Linked DNA regions of Homo sapiens: region 1 is linked to region 2. Evidence: chromatin loops called from intact Hi-C (ENCODE). Cell type or tissue: GM12878. All regions are shown on one strand. Each heading gives the region's core, and the rest is flanking DNA. Links, peaks and the distances in the headings are about the cores only. Region 1 overlaps RAB33A (RAB33A, member RAS oncogene family). Region 2 has its middle 6.9 kb from the start of SASH3.

Region 1 (5,371 bases), core at 99-5,098, 400 kb after region 2:
CAAGGGCAACTTCTTGTGTCATGGGGAGCAGAGGGGGGCCTCTATAAAGGCACTGGGATCACTGAAGACAACTCCTCTAGGCTCACAGCTGGCCTTTCCTTGAGCGTATGGTTGGACCTTAGACAGAGTCAGGGGTGACAGTAAGCCTCCTTCTTGCTGGTCAAACTGCCAAAGTGACCACAAGGCCCCTCCTCTGAGTGACGTGGAGAGAAGGGCTGAGTAACTGATGAAACTGATGAAACACTTGAAACTGTGCGAGACTCCTGACTCCTTGATTATTAAAATGAACGTGTTCTAAAAATGGCTTCAGAAACTAGGCCAACTCACTAGATGTCAGGAAGATGGACAGCTCAGTACTGATAAGGGAGAGCCCCAGGGTAGGAAGATAGAACATTATTTTGAAATCGTGATCTTTTTTGCCCCTTGCATTTTGGAAGGGAAGTGCTACATTTCCTTTTAAAGTCAAAGGCGGTATCTGTCTCTGTCCTTTCCTGGGGCTGTTGACATTTGCTTGGTTAAGACTTCCTCTAGTGTGTCTAGCTTCTTTAATGTAAGGCTATAAGATTCTAGAATTTCTAAAACATGACTTTGTAATCCAAAGTAGAAATATCTTTACAGATGGGCTCTTAAACCTCAAAAACCTAATGCTCCCATTTGCTTAAAATCAAGTGCTACAGTGAGCCAAAGAGTTCCCTGGATTTAAAAGGTGGGAAATAAGTCCATCTGAAATTTAGATGGAAAAAATGAAGTGTTTGGGAATCTAAAGAAGGAGGGAGGAAGAAGCTAGAAAGTGAGGGATGACAGATGAACACGAGTGGAAGAGTCACCACCCAGTGGCCTTGAAGGAATTTTTAAACTATTCCTTCTCTTCTAACACCCCAGTACTTAGCCAAACTGGACTTTACAGTCTCTGGCAAAGATTCCAGACTTTTTCCCAGAGGGCAGAGCCTGTGACAGTGTGACTCACTAGAAACAGAGCTCAGCACAACACCACGTGCAGATAAGTGCTTAATACAGGCTTTTTTGGGGAAGATGATATTTTCAAGGGGACAAAGCCTTGTGACACTGCTCATGGAGGAGTCCTCTGAGGGCAGATTCCAAAGGAGCTCAGAGTGGCGTGTGGGAGTGGGGAGATGGTGACCCTGCTTCTTGTAAAGCTGCTGCAATCTCAGGACCATGCTGGCAGGCGAGAGACCAGCATGTCTGTGGGAAGATGGCAGAGCCTGGCGGCTAGCACGTGATCTAGATAAGAGAAGATTTGGCCTCGCACTCTGGCTAGCCTGAAGTTGTTCAAGGAATACATGCCAAAGCCATGCTTGGAGATGACTGCCAAGGGCTTCGTCCTTTGCGAGAGAGAGAAAAGTCCAGTGTGACAGTCCGAGGTCTGGCCTAGACCATGGCCAGCAATAGAAGGCTTTTGGGCTGTAACATACCAGCCCTTGGAGGAGAGTGGTAGAGAGGTCTCAGCCAGCTCTTCTCAGTCTAAGAGCAAGGGTGTGGCCTCTTCTGGGCTGCCTGCCTGTGTCCCGGGGTAGCACATACATGAACCCCTGCTAGGGACAACTGATTTGGTGTAGTTAGAGCCACACTGTAATTAATTATCAAGGCCATCCCTAGGGTATTGAAGCCCCATTTGCTGTCTCCAATCATTATGTTCCCCACCCTCACCCCATCAAAGCATTTACAATTGAGTCCTGATGAACTCAATTGTATGAACATCAAGAAAAGCCTCCAATGAGTAGGCAATAATAATAATAATAATAACAACTATGTATTGAATAAGCAAAGAGCCCAGGCTAGGCACTTTACATGCATTATCTTATTTACTCCTCACAGCAGCTTTATGAAATCAGCAGTATTGTTATCATTCCCATTTTATAGATAAGGAGACTGAGGCTAAGAGAGATGAAATAACCCAGTGGCACATGGATCTGAGCTTCAGCCTTTGACTCTTGAGCCCAAGCACTTCGCCACCTCACTATCCTACCTTTCCTGTTACAGGGCCACGATTTCAACCCAGATTCAGAGACCATGCCCTTTACCACTGCATTTCACTCTACAGGACAATATTCAGTCCCCTAGATTGGGGGAGTTTGACAGGGGGAGATAGAATGCCAGGCAGCCAGTCTTGCTCTTTCTTCTAGGCCAGGGACTTAGGGTTATAGCCCAAGGCCCCCAGGAGCCTTTCAGATGTCTCCTTCAATTTGTATCCAGGACACACAGAACTCAACTGGGTTTACTTTTTTTTTTTTTTTTTTTTTGAGAGGGAGTTTCACTCTTGTTGCCCAAGCTGGAGTGCAATGGCACGATCTCAGCTCACTGCAACCTCGGCCTCCTGGGTTCAAGCAGTTCTCCTGCCTCAGCCTCCTGAGTAGCTGGGATTATAGGCACCTGCCATGATGCCCAGCTAATTTTTATATTTTTAGTAGAGATGGGGTTTCACCATGTTAGCCAGGCTGGTCTCGAACTCCTGACCTCAGGTGATCCACCTGCCTCGACCTCCCAAAGTGCTGGGATTACAGGCGGGAGCCCTGGGTTTACTTTTTGCACCTTGATTATCTCAACTCAGGTGTGAGATGCAGAAAATGTTCAGAGATAAAAGAGATGTTACAGATTCTGTGATCCAGTGTCCTCCTCTTGCAGATAGGAAACTGAGACTCAGAGAGGGAAAGTGACTTGCCCAAGATCACACAGGGCCAGGCCTAGAACTCATGTCTCCTAATTCCCTTTCTGGTGCTCTTTCCACACATCATGCTGCCTGGCACAAAATCCTCTCTCCAGCCTAGCTCCATGGTCCATCCAACCCACAAGGCCACCTATGACAAGAATCCAGAGGGACATCATAAGAGATAGCTGACAGTCTTTCCTGACATCAGCCTAGGAAGGGTGGAGGCATCCCCCAGCCCCCAAAGGAAGAGTGGAGCTTCCCTTAATGACTATGATGTGTCTGTCACCTACAGATGTAGCTAAATTTATTGAGTCTGTCTCCTAAATGCATTGGAAAATGCCGAATAGGGGTGTGTGTGTGTGTGTAGAGAGGGAGGGTATGTAGTAGAGGGGAGGCTAAGAAACTAATTTTTGAATCATTCTTTGTATATTTGCATGGAAGCTTCACTTCTGTCTATAATAGTTTGGTTCCTCCCACAGGCTGGGCACTCCCTGTGCCCCAGCCCTGGGGACAAGACAAACTGCAGGTCAGCTGTGGCTATGGGCAGGTACAGCTCAGGACTGTGAGTTTCTGTTCCTCTACTGATCACTGGGGGAAAAAAAATACCTTCCTGTGTTACATTATCAAGTGGATGGAGGCTGAGCTAAGTGTTCCTTGGAAGCTGCCTGCAGTCAGAATGACATCATTTCTTCCTTAGGGCTTCTGAGCTTCTATCTTCTGCCAGTTAACTTAATGGTTAATTATCCATCAGTGTAAGTTTCTCTGTCTCCCTTGCTGCTTCTTTCTGTGTGTGAGTTTCTCTTTGTCTCTGTCCTCCTTTGCCATTCTCTGTGTCAGCTTTGTGTGTGGATCTTAGATGCAGATGGGACAGTCCAGCTAGTTGAAAACAGGTTTCTTTTAAACTTTTCCCATCATCCACTGGGGCATGCTCCAGAGGTTACAGATGTATTTGTCTCCTTTTTTTGCACTTCTACCCTCCCCCATCGGCCTCCAACAAAAGCACATTCATGCCTCATCTATAGAAAGATGCCAGTTAATGTTTCCTAGGGAAAAGAAATCCCCCTGTCAGCTAAGAGCACATGCAGGGGGTTGGGGGCTTGCTGAAGCTCGCCCAGAAAATAGTTCAAAAGGTTAGATATCTCTTTGGCAGTTCCCCATGCTGTGCCCCTCCATCCTCCTCCAGCACCCCATCAGTTCGGGCCTGCCCCCGGCCACCCATGGCATGTTGCCAGTATTCCTCTCTCCACCCCCTCCCCACTGGATGGCCTTTAGCTCTGTCTCACCTTCGAGAAGCCAAGCTTTCTGTGATTTCCAGGATGAGAGACCAATGGACCCAAGGAACCATACCAACAGGAGAGGGCTTGATGGCCTTTCTGAGACCAGAGCAACAACTAATATTTGCAGAGTGCTTGACATTTTCCAAAAGTCCTTTCTCATGTGTTATTTCACTGGATCATCCCAGCAACCATAGGAGGATCAAGGTCCCATTGCAGAGATGAGAAAAACAAGGCTCAGTTCAGGGAGGTTAAAAGACTTGTCTGGCATTTACTCAGCTTCTGAGCAGAAGAGCTGGGATGCTTGCTGCCTTTCCAACAGTGCTTGCTCAAGTTGTTGCCCATCTAGACTTAATGGTGGAGGTTTCAGGCCATGAAAGAAGGGAGAGTGTATATTAGGCACTGGGTCACATACTTACAAGGACTACTAATCCTCATAGCATCCCTACCTGATTACTATTGTTATCATCACTTTCCAGATGAGGACACTGAAGTCAGAGAAAGTAACTTACCTAAGGACACCTAACTTATCTAAGGACACCTAACAAGTCATGTACTAACATGACTTGGGCCGAGATCTGCACCCAAGTTGATTTGACTCCACTATACCCCATTGGCCATCTGACAGAAACAAGGATCTGGGGTACATGTATGTGGCTGTGGCTAAGAGGCAGTCTTCACCCCCATCCACTGTATGGATATGGTGCCCACAGGAAAGGAGGAAAGGGTGAGAGGAGAGGCAGCTGCGAAAGAGGAAGGAGATGCTTTCACTGCTTGGCAGGGGCCAGGGGTTTATGAAGATGCTGAGAAAGGAACACCTAACTCTCAAACAAAATGAGATCACTGCTAGGTAAGGTGGCTTGCCAGCACTTTGGGAGGCCGAGGCAGGATGATTGCTTGAGCCCAGGAGATCCAGACCAGCCTGGGCAACATAAGGAGGACCCCATCTCTATGAAATAAAAAAAATATGAAAATTAGTTGGGTGTGCTGGTGCGTGCCTGTAGTCCCAGTTACTCCGAAGGCTGAAGAGGGAGGATTGCTTGCGCCTAGGAGGTTGAGGCTGCAGTGAGCCATGATTGCACTGCTGCACTCCAGCCTGGGTGACACAATGAGATCTTGTCTGGAAAAGAGAGAGAGAGAGAGAGAGAAAGAGACCAGGCGTGGTGGCTCACACCTAGAGTCCCAGCACTTTGGGAGGCCCAGGTGGGCAGATCACTTGAGCCTAGGAATTTGAGACCAGCCTGGGCAACATGGGGAAACCCCATCTCTACAAAAAATACAAAAATTAGCCGGGTGTGGTGGTGCATGCCTGTAGTCCCAGCTACTCGGGAGGCCAAGGTGGGAGGATCACCTGAGCCTGGGGAAGTTGAGGCTGCAATGAGCCGAGATCATGCCACTGCACTCCAACCTGGGTGACTGAGCGAGACCA
Region 2 (5,371 bases), core at 232-5,231:
AGATTTAAACCAGTCAGAGGACTCTAGAATCCACTCTCAAGAAAGGGCAAGTCCTGGCCGGGTGTGGTGGCTCACCCCTGTAATCACAGCACTTTGGGAGGCCGAGGTGGGAGGATCACATGAGGCCAGGATTTCAAGAGCAGCCTGGGCAACATGGTGAAACCCCATCTCTACTGAAAATACAAAAATTAGCTGGGTGTGGTGGCGCACACCTATAGTCCCAGCTACTCGGGAGGCTGATGCAGGAGAATCGTTTGAACCCAGGAGGCGGAGGTTGCAGTGAGCTGAGATCGTGCCACTGCACTCCAGCCTGGGCAACAGAGCGAGACTCCATCTCAAAAAATAATAATAATAATAAAATAAAGAAAAATAAAGGGCAAGTGGTATGGCTTTCATCATTTTACTGACAAGAAAACTGAGGCTCAAGCAGGAGAAGCAGATCCACACCATAGTGCCTCCCCAGACCCTGCCAGACCTTTGCCTTTGCACCCTGACACTTGCTCCTGGGGTTCTGGCAGGTCATGGGTGGCAAGACCAGGCACCTGACCAACACCCTCACACAGGCCTTTCGGACCGAGGCAGCTCGTGCTTTTTTCCTCAGTGCGAGACCCAGGACTCCACCTCATCTCTGAATCCCCTTAACTGCCCCTTCCAGCCTACCATTCTGGGAGGAAGAACCCAGCCCTGGAACGTGGCTGGAACGAGGGCTCACAGTCACCCCAGCTCTTCCCTCCCCTGGGACCCAGATGGCCAGACTTGACCATTCCTGCTTTAAGGGATTAACTCTGGGTCAGGCAGGGAAACAGGGCACATACACCAGGGCTGATACACAGGGACTCTTGTGACATCGTTAGGAATGAAAGATTGTTAGGAACTGTCCCCTTGGGCTCTAGTACTTTGTTTTAATGTTGGAGGATGGGGCTTAGCAAACCTCTCCTCGCCTGCTGATTGCCTGGGGAGCCGGCCATGTGGAAAAGCCCCTTTTCCTAGGAGTTAAGATTCTGGGGTTTGAGTCCCATTTGTGCCAGCTGTGTGGCCTTGGGCAAGTCACTTCTCCCTGGTCTTCAGTTATCCTTTCTGGAATCTCCCATGCTGCCTTCTTGGTGAGGTTACAGCGAGAGGCTCATGAGACCCGGATGTGGCAGCACTCTAAACCAGGAAGCCACACAGACAAGAAATGATATTGCTGTTATTTGCCCAGCACAAGTTCAATTCAGCTTCACCTTTGCAGGTAGGTAAGAAAAAGGTCTGGAACCCAAGTTTTATATATAAATAGCCAAAATTAGAAAGGCTCTAGAGCAAACATCTAATTTACGTCTTTCCAACTATGCTCCCGGGAGCCTGAGATGCCTCAGAAACACCACAGGGGCTGTCGAGGAAAACAGAGCTGCTGCACGAAGTAGCCCTGACGGGCTTCCCGTAAAATTGTACTTGAAGTAGTTGCAGGGCCAGCTTCACGGGTGTAGGACCTGTGCAGTCCCTCAAGACTTTGTGCTTACAAGGGCCCCATGCTTGGTTTAATGCTCGCCTGTCACTGTCTCAAAATTCTTGATAATTTTTAAGCAAGAGGCACCGGGCATTTTCATTTTGCACAAGGCCCGCAAAATTCAAGAGCCAATCCTGAATAGGAGCTCCATGACCAAACACACACACACACACACACACACACACACACACACACACACACACACAAAACCTGGTGCAGTCCTTTCAGTGTACAGATGGGAAAACTTCAACAGCAACCCAGGAAGAGGAAGGGACTTGTCCAAGGTCACACAGTCCAGTGGGGCCAGAGCAAGGACTAAATCCGCAGCATACTGACTCAGCTCCACAATGGCTCCGCTCTCGCTTTCAGTGTGTGCTTCTGTCACTCCCTTACTGCCTCTAATGACCCACTGAGGCCCAAGGAGACCTGTTGAAGGTCACACAGCTGTGACAACAATGGTGACGGCGGTGTTGAGCCACGTTCCTTCAAGCTTCAAATCTGAATAGAAAAGGGCATAGGTAAGATGATAGGTAGATAGGTACATACACAAATCATCTAAATAGCTCCTTTTGTTTTTTGTTTTTTTTTTTAGAGAGAGGGTCTTGCTCTGTCACCCAGGCTGGAGAGCAATGGCACCATCATAGCTCACCGTAACCTTGAAATCCTGGGCTCAAGTGCTTCTCCCGCCTCAGCCTCCTGATTAGCTAGGACTACAGGCATGCACCGCCATGCCCGATTAATTTTTTTTTTAATTTTTATTTTATAGAGATGATGTCTATGTTGCCTAGGCTGGTCTCAAATTTCTGGCCTCAAGCAATCCTCCTGCCTTGGCCTCCCAAAGTGCTGGGATTACAGGTGTGAGACAATAGTTCATTTTTTAAAATGATAACTAACTCAGCCTTTGCTGGTTTGCCAGTCAGCTGGTTCCAGCTGTGTGTGAGTTGGGACCTCAGAAGGGGCTGGGCTGGCTACTCTTCAGCCAGCTAAACCACGTCAGCAGTGAATTTTACCAACTCACTGGGTGCTTCCTCAAATCAGTGGTTGGGCACTCTTGGCACCAAAAAATATATATATATAGAAGTGCGAAAGATTCAGTAGCAACCGTTTCCTCCCTGTCCGTCCCTGCTCCTCATGGCTCGTCACAGCCAGGAGGGGGAGGTGCTCCCCAAACCCCAAGCCAGCTAGCCTTTGCCCAGAGGCCGGCCCATCTCTTCACTTCCTTGTTTCTTTGTGAAACAGGAACTGAGCAAGCAGCTTAAGTCGGGTAGGATGGGTGGTTGAGAAAGCCCCAGTGGTCCGTGGCAAGTCCACGAAGCTGAAAAGCTGGTTTCTCTCCCAGCGGGTCCCAGGCAGCTTCAGGCCCTCTTGTTTGTCACACCTCTTGTGTTCTAGAACAACTTGGGGTGAGGGATGCACTCTTGACAAGGTGGAGACATAGGATATGGGCCACAGGGTCACGTAGCAGAGATTCAGATGCGGACCTCAAGAGACATAGAAGCAGGTGCCAGGCCGGGCATGGTGGCTCACGCCTATAATCCCAGCTCTTTAGGAGGCCAAGGTGGGTGGATCACCTGAGGTCAGGGGTTCGAGACCAGCCTGGTTTGGCAACATGGTCGGCAACATGGTGAAACCCTGTCTCTACTAAAAATACAAAAAATTAGCTGGGTGTGGTGGCAGGCGCCTGTAATCCCAGCTACTCGGGAGGCTGAGACAGGAGAATCTGGGAGGCGAAGGCTGCAGTGAGCCGAGATCTTGCCACTGCACTCCAGCCTGGGCCACAGAGTGAGACTCTGTCTCAAAAAAAAAAAAAAGAAGAAGAAGAAGATTCCAAGGGGACACTAAGGGAGAAAGCGGCAGCTCCTAACGGTCACCAAGGCCTTCCTGGATTTAGCAAGGGGAGAAACTCCAGGTGGAGTCTGAAGTGAACTGATGTGGAGTCACTCACCAGGTACCCAGCACTTTCCACTAGCTGGGGCACTGGGCTGAGAGCACTCCCTCTATGCATGTCACCTGAGTAGTAACCCTAGTCACACACACCCACAAGAAAGGCCCACATTATCACTGTTACCATCTTCACTAAGGCTCATTGCAGGTGAGGTCACTTGCCCAAGGTTATGCAGCCAGTAGGTGACCATACAACAATCTGAATCCAATCAGGACAACCTGACTCCATTTCTGAGAGGTGTTCTGTTCCTCCTCTTCCCTGGAGCCCTGGACAATTGTCCCCATGGGGGAGGGGCCCACTGATCAGAGAGGTTTGTCCTTGTAACCTTGGGACAGAGATTTATGCAGAGTAGCCCAGCCCCTACTTGTCCCCCATAGAAAGTGCACCCCCCCACCAGTGAGTCATGAGTGTGTTTTAATCTGAGCACCAAAGTCCAGCCTCCTCTTCTGATGGTAATTGACAGAGCTACCAGCAGGTGTTTTTTGTTTTGTTTTGTTTTAAAACCAAGACCTTATCACGAGTTCAGAGTTCCAAAGATCACTGTCTTTCCCTCCCCTCCCATCAGCCCCTGCCACCAGATGCCCACTCTGTGTGTGTTGTATGTGGGCATGAGGAATGGGCGCAAGAGTCACCTGCCCTTGTCTCCTTGCTTTCCTCTGCCCGCCTTCTCCCTCCTGCAATTTTGCTCTTTCTGCCCTCCCTGCCTAAAATGACCACCATTAAATTTGCTAATGGGCCGGGCTACTAAAGTGGGCTTCACCTTGGAAATGTCCAGGTATTTTCAAGAAACTATGTGGCCTCTGCTTGGATATTTCTTTTTCTTTTCTTTTTTTCTTTCTTTTTTTTTTTTTGGTTGTTTTGTTTTGTTTTGTTTTGTTTTGTTTGAGACAGAGTTTCACTCTTGTTGCCCAGCCTGGAGTGCAGTGGCGTGATCTTGGCTCACAGCAACCTCCACCTCTCAGGTTCAAGCGATTCTCCTGCCTCAGCCTCCCAAGTAGCTGGGATTACAGGCATGTGCCACCATGCCCGCCTAATTTTTGTATTTTTAGTAGAGACGGGTTTCACCATGTTAGTCAGGCGGGTCTCAAACTCCTGACCTCTGGTGATCCACTCACCTGGGCTTCCCAAAGTGCTGAGATTACAGGTGTCAGCCACCGTGCCCGGCCTACTTGAATATTTCAAGAGATGGGGAGATCATTACTTACCAGAGCTGAACTAGTGCCATCTGAATAGCCAAAATTTGTTCCTTGGAATATACTAAAACCTTCCATTTATCTGTTCCCCATCATTCATACCACTTGCTTCCCCACCCCAATCACCTAGGCTAAATGTGACAGGAGTTTAGTACTTCACACGTTGACGACTTCCCTATACTTCACCCCCGCTTAATCGACCCTAGCTATTGCAGCTTTGCAGATGTGATGCGACTTCCAGATGTCCTCCCCATCCTGTTCACTCCCCTCTGGGCCTGCTTCAAGGTGGCTCTGTGGCACCTAGTGTGGCACCCAAACCAGCATCAGGTGCCAAGAGAAGGCTGCAAGCCGAGGGCTCCATAATTCTCTCACCTCCCCGTTCAGGAACTCCGCATCAGAGGCACTTCAGCTGAGTGGTTAGTTGTGTGGGCCCTGGCCAAGACCAGACCTGCATTTAACGCTGGGCTCCACTGCTTACTAGCTGTGTGGGCAATTCACTTAACTCCTCTGGGCCTCAGCTTCCTCCCTGGAAAATGGGGATAACAATAGTGCCTGACTTACCAGGTTGTTGTAAAGCCCACTGCCTGCCATGAAGTATAATAATTTTCAGCTAGATGTGGGGACTGGGGGGAATGGAAATAAGAATCTTTGGGGGCCGGGTGCAGTGGCTTACACCTGTAATTGCAGCACTTTGGGAGGTAGAGGCAGGAGGATCACTTGAGGCCAGGAGTTCAAGATCAGCCTGGA

The links. Peaks named below come from ENCODE experiments on the same cell type or tissue, not always from the same donor. Only the 100,000 strongest peaks of a DNase experiment are listed, where the experiment ranks them.
Region 1: a loop joins it to region 2, with 2.5 times the contacts of the local background. A loop is called at or near these places in 5 of 110 quality-filtered maps.

The regions. Positions count from the first base shown.
Region 1 is chrX:130,173,253-130,178,623 of GRCh38, forward strand. The region is part of intron 1 of RAB33A (RAB33A, member RAS oncogene family); the gene reads left to right. Among named protein-coding and RNA genes, the nearest start is that of RAB33A, 4.0 kb to the left of the region's middle. RefSeq lists an enhancer at 3,330-3,399. In GM12878, for the core only: no CTCF peak of the experiment used is centred there; DNase peaks (open chromatin) are centred at 239 and 3,209; H3K4me3 peaks cover 2,584 bases; H3K27ac peaks cover 1,886 bases.
Region 2 is chrX:129,770,384-129,775,754 of GRCh38, forward strand. No RefSeq gene overlaps it. Among named protein-coding and RNA genes, the nearest start is that of SASH3, 6.9 kb to the right of the region's middle. RefSeq lists enhancers at 2,765-3,064, 5,058-5,107. In GM12878, for the core only: a CTCF peak has its summit at 2,637 (motif pointing right); a DNase peak (open chromatin) is centred at 2,688; H3K27ac peaks cover 4,637 bases.